2 separate regions of the Homo sapiens genome follow, and region 1 is linked to region 2. Evidence: chromatin contacts called from ENCODE Hi-C or POLR2A ChIA-PET data. All regions are on one chromosome and are shown on one strand. Each heading gives the region's core, a stretch centred on a gene start or an enhancer-like site at or near the end of the contact. The rest is flanking DNA. Distances are from core to core; before and after follow the strand shown.

Region 1 (4,505 bases), core at 262-2,761, 4.1 Mb after region 2:
GACGAAATAAATAAAGTGACTAAAAGTTTGAAGTTTGAACTGGGTCAGTTTGACAAATTAAGAAGGGTGCCAGGAGGAAGTCTGAGGAAAAGCAGCAGCTTAATGCCACCGCCATCTCCAAGCAGCGTTCCAGGCGCCAGCACTGTTAGCAGCAGTCCTCTGCGTACCCAAGAGTACCGCAGGGCCAGAACACGAGAAAGATGCGCGAAGAGGATTTCCTTCTAGAGAGAGAATAAAGAACACCAAGAGTCCAACAATTACCATCTTGTATAGGAGAAAAACAATGCAAAGGAAAAAACGTGCAACCAGCAGATAAAATACTTATGTCAACCCAGGTTCTAAGGACCTTTTCCCAAAGTATCCCTCTAAACTGGTAACATTAGCTTAGGGCAGAGTCAAGAAGAAAGTTATGCCATTAACACAGATGAAAATACTGAACGTTTTCTATGAAAAGTCACCCGATTAAACACTGCCAAGAGGGAAAAACAGTGCAAGTCCAGTAAAGCACGAGACACGTAGAAAATTCAAGCTATGTAGCCAAATCGCTCTCTCTGAAGAAAACAGCAAGCCAACTGAACCCAGCACGGAGTGGAAGGCGTAAAGAGCTGTCATCGTGGCGGTAACAACTCCACCGGGCGGCTGAGCGTCTAGAAAGAGGCTGCGGTTCCTGGTTCCACATCAGGAGGCACTCTCCACAAGGTCTACACCGCCGCTCCCGGGAAGGCACCTCCAGGGCGGCCAGCAAGCCCCCCGAGTGGGGACAGGCAGTGCCTTCCTCGCCTCGTCCCCGCGCGGCGTGGCCCGGAGGTGGCCCACTCGCCCCGCCCCCGCAGGCCGCGGCTCCAGGGGGCGTCCGGCCGCCCTCCCGGGGCCCCGAACCCGCGCCAGCCGCACCGCGCCTGCCCTCTTCCTGGACCCCGCGAAGCACCTGCCTGGGCCCCTCTTCGAAAGACTGGGAGGAAGGAGTCAAGGAGCTGCCGGGGAGGCTGACAGAGCCAGAGGCTGGAGCTCCCCTACGGGAGCCGGGAGCATAACCCTGCTCCTCCCGCCAATGGGGGCGACAAAAGCCGTGGAAGGTTGCTCAGGGGCTGGATCTCCTGCTGTCCGGGCCCCAAGCCCTCTCAGCTGTGGAGTTTCGGTTGGTGCACGAGGGCTCGAATTTCCTCCGCACACCGGAGACCCAAGACGGGACGGTGTTGCGACTTGGGGGCTGGGGTGAGGGAGGGCTCGGCGCGAGCGGACGGCACCGCACAAAGGAAGAGGGGACTGAGGGGAGACGAGGGGACTGAGGGGAGACGAGCGTCCCGTTACCTCGATCCTCGACCCTGTTCTTCCTGATGTCGCTAAGGTTGCAGCCACGTTACCACGCTCCCAGAGCCCCGGCCGCCCTCAGCGGAACCTCACCAACCCCGCGCGAGCACCCGGCGGACGCGCGCTCTCCTGCGCGGCCCCGCGGAGCCCCGGCGGGCGCTTGGCGTCCTCTCGCCTCAGCCCCCGCGAGCCGCGGCCTCTGGGGGCGGGGCGGGCTGGGCGGGGCTGCGCACGGCACTCTGGGAAGTGTGGTTCTCGGGACCTCCTCCCCGAGGCCACCCCCACGGCCTCGCCCCCGCGGCTCCCTAGTGGGCGGCCGGGTCTCAGGGACTGGGCAGTGTTGCCCGGCCTGGTGAAGGCGGACCAGGGCGTGGCGGAGGTCCCCATAACAAATCTTGAAATAAAACACTGCCTAAATACCTTTGAGCTTATCCATGCTTCACTTCTGCGGCGGTACAAAATTTAGTTTCTTTGTATGTCCATCAAATCCCCTTCTGCGGTTGTGAGTGTTCCTGGGATTTATGTCTTTGAAAAAAGAAGGGGAAAAAAAGGTTTGCATTTATTCCTGTGTCACTTTCACCACGTGCTCTACAAAGGATATACAAAACAACTGTGTTTATAAATACACACCCACAGTTTGTAAACCTAAGGAAGCAGTTGATTGACCTGAGAGCTCGCTGCTAAAAAGCAGTGCAAGTGGCCATGCGCGGTGGCTCACGCCTGTAATCCCAGCACTTTGGGAGGCTGAGGCGGGCGCATCACGAGGTCAGGAGTCGAGACCATCCTGGCCAACATGGTGAAACTCCGTCTGTACTAAAAATACAAAAATTAGCTGGGCGTGGTTGTGCGTGCCACCAATCCCAGCTATTCGCAAGGCTGAGGCAGGAGAATTGCTTGAACCCGGGAGTCGGAGGTTGCAGTGAGCTGAGATTGTGCCATTGCACTCCAGCCTGGCGACAGAGCAAGACTCCGTCTAAAAAAAAAAAAAAAAAAAAAAAAAGCAATGCAAGTAAAAGTGCTGTTGAAATGAATTAATTTTTCTATAATGTCAATAAAGTGGAATGTGTGAGGCGGGAGATCAAGAGACAGCAAAAAAACAAAATTTTTTTTAAAGAAAGATATTCCCCTAAATGTGTCTTTTGCCAGACTAACCTCAAACTTTCACAATCCTAGGAGTCTATTTCAGAATAAATTTAATCCTAGGACCTTTATTAATATTAACACATATGAACATTAGCACATTGATTTTAATAGAAATGAACATATATATATCTGTATATATATATGCATCTTCTATAAAAACCCCAAAGCAACTATTTGAATTTGAAATTTTATTTCTAGAAAAAAAATCACATTTTTTACATTGAAATATAAATAATTCTTAATATTTCAAAATATTCCTCTTTAGAGCATTAGTATTTTGCACATTTAATGCAAATACCTTTAGAAAAATAGAGTAAGATGAGTTTTAAAGAAGTATGCAGTGAAGAAAAGTCATAAAATGTGTCTGGAACGTGATGTAAAAATTGTTGGGACTCAGAAATCGATACCCCAAAATATGGTGCTTTGCCGCGCTGAACTGAGGAAGCAGCTTCAAGGTGTCTCTTACCTTCCCCATTACCCCTCCTGCCTCTCAATTCTTTGTCTCTCCCAAAGCACCAAATGATGTCGTTCTCTGAATTTCCCTTATCTGCCTAGAAACTAGACCTGCCAAAGAGGAACATATTTGCCTTACCTGATTTTTCATTTACTTAACTCATATTGGAGGAAGAAAGACTGAAGTCTGTCAACACTCTTGGACAGACTTTTGTCACAAACTATTGTCTGCTGTATGGGCTCAACACACTTTTTCCCAGGCCATTGTATGTTCCCCATTTTCCCCTAAAAGTCCTTTACTATACCTTAAGTTGCCACATTTCCCCAATCTCCCTTTCCCCCATAAAGAAGAGTATATAAACGTCTCTACCCCATTGAGTCATTGGGTAATCATTCTCCTGAAATCTCCCTGTGTTATGCACATTAAAATAAATTTTGTATGTCTTTTTTCCTATTAGTCTGCCATTTGACAGTTGATTTTTCAGTGAACCTTCCAAGGGAAAAGGGAAAGCTTCCCTGTATTCCCTTTATTAAACATAAAACACAATATGTATTTTATTTATTTATTTATTTTATTTTATTTTTTTGAGACGGAGTTTTGCTCTTGTCGCCCAGGCTGGAGTGCAGTGGCACAATCTCAGCTCACTGCAACCTCCACCTCCCAGGTTCAAGTGATTCTCCTGCCTCAGCCTCTGCAATAGTTGGGATTACAGGTGTCTGCCACCACGCCCGGCTAATTTTTGCATTTTTAGTAGAGACAGGGTTTTACCATGTTGGCCAGGCTGGTCTCGAACACCTGACCTCAAGTGATCCACTCGCCTCAGCCTCCCAAAGTGCTGGGATTACAGGCATGAGCCACCACGCCCGGCCTACAATATGTATTTAGTAAGACCATGTTAATAGAAATTTTGTTTTTTATAGCCTAAGCTTTTATTTTATTTTATTTATTTTATTTTAGAGACAGAGTCTCACTCTGTTGCCTAGGCTAGAGTGCAGTGAGTAGCACAATCATGGCTCACTGTAATCTTGATTTCCCCGGCTCAGGTGATTCTCCCACCTCCCGAGTAGCTGGAATTACAGGCCCACACCACCACACCTGGCTAATTTTTTTGTTTGTTTTGTTTTGTTTTGTTTTGTTTTGTAGAGATGGGGTTTCTCCATGTTGCCCAGGCTGGTTGTCAAACTCCTGGTCACAAGGGATCTGCCTTTCTTGGCCTCCCAAAGTGCTGGGATTACAGGTGTAAGCCACCATTCCTGGCCACTTTTCTTGTAATAAGGTGCACAGTAACTCCTAAAAATGCTTATAAAAAAGAGCACAACTGCTCTTTTTCTTCTGCTAATTGACATATACACAATAAACTATTTGTAGTTACTAACAAATCAAAGAAATATACACAATATTTCAATATTATTATCATCTATTTATCGAAGAACATTTTTTGAGCACCAGACACTGAGCTAGGAACTGGGAAATACGCAGTAGACAAAATTGAATAGTCCCTGCTCTCATGGAGACTTAGGATCTAGACTCGGAGACAGAGAATTAAACAGTGAATAATGAAAAGGTATGCATGGGGTGGCCAGGGGTTTGGGGAGCA
Region 2 (4,315 bases), core at 68-2,567:
AGAGCACATTTTGTAACCCACGACCAGTGGCCTTATTTTTCTTCTGTTACTAATAACTACAGATCCAATTTAATTCAGCAAATATTTTATTGAGTGCCAGGGTGTGTAAACGTGTTGGGCTGGATTTGGTAAGGGCTAAGGAGATGCCTGAGGTTTCCTATCTGTGGCCAGCAGTTCTGCCCGTTGTGGTGTGACCACACAGCTGTTTTGTTCCATGCCATCTTTAACCCCACAGGAGCAGAGAGAGTGATTAAAAAAAAGTTGGCAGGGGCCACCTTGGAAAATGCAGGAAAAATGGGGGCAGGAGGTAGTGAAATGGGAATCTTGGTGGGCAAGCTTTGGAGAATGAGACTAGAATACCTTTCTTTAGGAAGTTCTGTGGAATGGTCTCAATGTCAGGAAATCTTGCAGTATTTGGCTCATATTTTAAACACCTTAATTTTATCTATTAGTTAAGAATCAATCTTGTATTTGTCTCTCCTTTCTATGAGCACTTCACTCCTGAGGACAGCCCACTATCTTAATAAAATACATTAATATTAATATAATACATGATATTAATTATAGTAATATTAATACATATTATTAATATTGATTAATCCAGATACTAGACATATTATTGAGATTTTTCTCTTCTACTGTTTATTGATGTTAAATTTCATTTTTTTGCTTTGATTGAAACATTTCCATTTCATAATCTCTCCATCTCTCTTTATACATATAAATGAAGCACCAGAATTTAATTTTGAAGAATTCTAGTCTGTTTTTCTTACTTTCATAGTGAGAATTCAAGAATTCTTATAATTCATTAGCTAAATCTACAAAATTCCATATCTTGTTTCTAAATACTTTGAATGGATAAAATAGAATATTTGTAAAGCAGAAAGAAATTAGACCGGCATAAGTCAACATGCATACATATTGAAATAAAGAGTGAAATTAATGATCATGTTACTAAATACAATGTATAATATGTGTTTGCTGCAGAAAGCAGCAATTGATGAGGATTCAAGGCTGGGATCTTACACTACTTTGAAAAGCCTGGCATTTGGCAAAATGCTTAGCAAGAAATTGTTGAATTTGACTAAATGTATAAATTTAAAGCAATTAGATAAGAAAACCTTAGTCTTTTAGCTGAAACTCAAAATATAACATGCTAAGAAAAAAACAAGAAAATCAAATAACTTTTAAAGAAAGCTTTTTTTTTTTGAATGCTAAGTTTTTAAAACAAGTTCTTACTTGTAAAGTACTTACAATTAGTAAACAAGGTTCCGAGCAGGAAATGTCTTGTGGCCTGGGAGAGAATCTCACCACAAATGAAAACTACGTGAAAGGGGAGAGGTAACTGTGTTTCTATCGCAGGGCATAGTACATAGAACAGTTTCAGACGCTCTTATTGGCCAGAGTAATCCAGCAGAAGTGGTTTCAATGTGTGTTTCTCTTATCTGGAGAATGAATATATCTCTTGCCAAATAAGGTGTGTTTCTTTTCCTATATTGTGTTAGGTACACTGATACGTCTTTTTAATGGGGAAAGGATTTAATTCATTATATAGTTTGATTGGTTTTACATGTCTGGCAGAGCTTACTGTTGTTTTTTTGTGTTTGTTTTTTGTTATCTTTGTGGGGAAAAAAAAGATCATTATTGTTTCAGATTATATAGTAGTTGGCATCTCAAGCATCCTTTAATGGTATCAACTTACAGATACTGAACATTAAAATAGGCCAAGCATTATCAATGACTTGTTAATGACTTTGATAGTTAGGCCTTATTTTTTCAATTTTAGAGGTGAGGAAACAAGCTCAGATTCTTGAGCTGACTTTCAGAGGCCACATAGCTAACAAGTTACTCACCTAGGATTTTAGCTCATGTCAGCTCAGCTCCAAACTATGGCTCTTTTTACAATGTTGCATCCAATTTCTTTGTACCTTTTTAATTATTCTTCTTATTGGTGGTATTACTATTTCTTTCTTTTGAAATTTTTATTCATAGTCTTTGAATTTCTGATCCCATAGTTTAAACTATCAAAAGACAAAATTACAACAAATTTAGTTTAGAAGATGTAATTGCCTTTTATTTGCAATTCTAGAATCAAGCAACACATCATTCTATAAAATAGAATGAGTGTCCTGGTGAGTATGAAGAAAGCGGAAACAGAGAAAAAAAGATAGATTGGTTGTTTCAAAGTTACTTTCCTTATAGGACTAAAACAGAGAGGACTTCCTTACTACACTGACTGAGGTTGACTGAAATCTCCTGTTTTTTGGAAAACTGGTCCATTTCAAAGTTCAGTTTGATTATATGTCACTTAGCACAAGCGACTTCATTCTGGTTTGGTCTGATTTTCTGGGGCCTAGAGCAGGAGGCTAGTCCATAACAATGGCCTCTCATAAACTTTGTTTAACAAAACCTTTCAGAAATGAGGGTGGGCCGGCACAGTGGGAGGCCCAGGCGGAGGACTGCTTAAGGTCAGAGTTCAAGACAAGCCTGGCCAACACAGTGAGACCTTGTCTCTAAAAAAAAACAAAAACAAAAACAAAAAATTAAAAAATTAGCCAGACATGGTGGTAAGTGCCCGTAGGCTTGTAGTCCCCGCTACTTGGAAGGCTGAGGCAGGAGGATTGCCTGAGCCCAAGAATTTGAGGTTACAGTGAGCTGTGTTGTGTCACCACACTCCAGCCGGAGTGACAGCAAGACCGTGTCTCTAAAAAAAAAAAAAAATTAAGAAATGAGAGTGGCCAGCTTTCCTGTCATTCACTCTGAAGTTTTTGCGGATGGGAAATCTTTCCCACTAGAACAAGGCTATTGTGTGAGGTTGTACAGTGAGAATGTGTGGCATTATGGCAGACTCTAAGTGCTTAGAGTCCCTTTTCAGTCCCAATTCCTAGCTGCCATCTGCTAGCCACTTAACATTTCTATGCCTCAGGTTCCTTGTCAAATGAGCGTAATAATTGCACCTACCCCACAGGATTGTAGGGAAAATTCAAAAAATTAATACATGCAAAACATTTAAAACAGTGCCTAACACATAATCAATATTAGGGGAAACAAAGAAACAAAGAAATCTGAAGAAGGAGAAAGAAAAAGAGACATGTGGAATTCCAGATAGCCTATTTTCTTCCAAATACTATGTATAAACTCCACAATAAAAAGATGGCAACATGGCCAGGTGTGGTAACTCACACCTGTAATCCCAGCACTTTGGGAGGCCAAGGCGGGAGGATCACTTGAGCCCAGGAGTTTGAGACCAGCCTGTGCAACATAGTGAGATCTCATCTCCTTTTTTCAAATAAATAAATAAAATAAAAAATTAAAAAATTGAAAAATCAAAAAGATGTCAACAAATATGTACTAGTTATTTATTGTATTAAAGGGGGAAAGTACATCTTAAAAATCGGTAAGCTTGGCCGGGCACGGTCACTCATGCCTGTAATTCCAGCACTTTAGGAGGCCGAGGCAGGCAGATCACCTGAGGTCGGGAGTTTGAGACCAGCCTGACCAACATGGAGAAACCTCGTCTCTACTAAAAATACAAAATTAGCTGGGCGTGGTGGCGCATGCCTATAATCCCAGCTACTCAGTAGGCTGAGGCAGGAGAATTGCTTGAACCCGGGAGGCAGAGGTTGTGGTGAGCCGAGATCACGCCATTGCACTCCAGCCTGGGCAACAAGAGCAAACCTCCGTCTCAAAAAAATAAAAAATATGTCTGGGCGGGGTGGCTCATGCCTGTAATCCGAGCACTTTGGGAGGCCGAGGCGGGCGGATGACCTGAGGTCGGGAGTTCGAGACCAGCCTGACCAACATGGAGAAACCTCGTCTCTACTAAAAATACAAAATTAGCCGGGCTTGGTGGCACATGCCCGTAATCCCGGCTACTTGGGAGGCTGAGGCAGGAGAATTGCTTGAACCTGTTAGACAGAGGTTGCAGTGAACCGAGATTGCGCCATTGCACTCCAGCATGGGCAACAGAGCGAGACTCTGTCTCAAAATAAATACATAAATAAATAAAATAAAAAATAAAAAAATAACATCCAGGCCGGGCGCAGTGGCTCACGCCTGTAATCCCAGCACTTTGGGAAGCCGAGGTGGGCAGATCACAAAGTCAGGAGTTCGAGACCAGCCTGGCCAATATAGTGAAACCCCGTCTCTACTAAAAATACAAAAAAATTAGCCAGGCATGGTCGTGGGCACCTGTAGTCCCAGCTACTCGGGGAGCTGAGGCAGGAGACTTGCTTGAACCCGGAAGGTGGAGGTTGCAGTGAGTCGAGATTGCACCACTGCACTCCAGCCTGGGTGATAGAGCAAGACTCTGTCT

The links. A loop is a pair of places that touch in the nucleus more often than their neighbours do. ChIA-PET counts read pairs that join two places held with the same protein, here RNA polymerase II (POLR2A). Pooled maps may share reads with other maps.
Region 1: a loop to region 2 is called in a pooled map, with 4 times the contacts of the local background. The contact joins the promoter of KLHL8 here to the promoter of PLAC8 in region 2. A Hi-C loop is called at or near these places in 2 of 50 pooled maps. POLR2A ChIA-PET finds 5 or more read pairs at or near these places in 2 of 52 experiments (activated B cell and activated CD4-positive, alpha-beta T cell).

Annotation. Positions count from the first base shown.
Region 1 is chr4:87,219,107-87,223,611 of GRCh38, forward strand. KLHL8 (kelch like family member 8) reads right to left here and starts at 1,512. Exons shown (of 10, transcript NM_020803.5): 1 at 1,312-1,512. RefSeq lists an enhancer at 514-1,126 and silencers at 632-901, 1,242-1,731.
Region 2 is chr4:83,113,412-83,117,726 of GRCh38, forward strand. It overlaps PLAC8 (placenta associated 8), which reads right to left and starts at 1,318. Exons shown (of 5, transcript NM_016619.3): 1 at 1,255-1,318.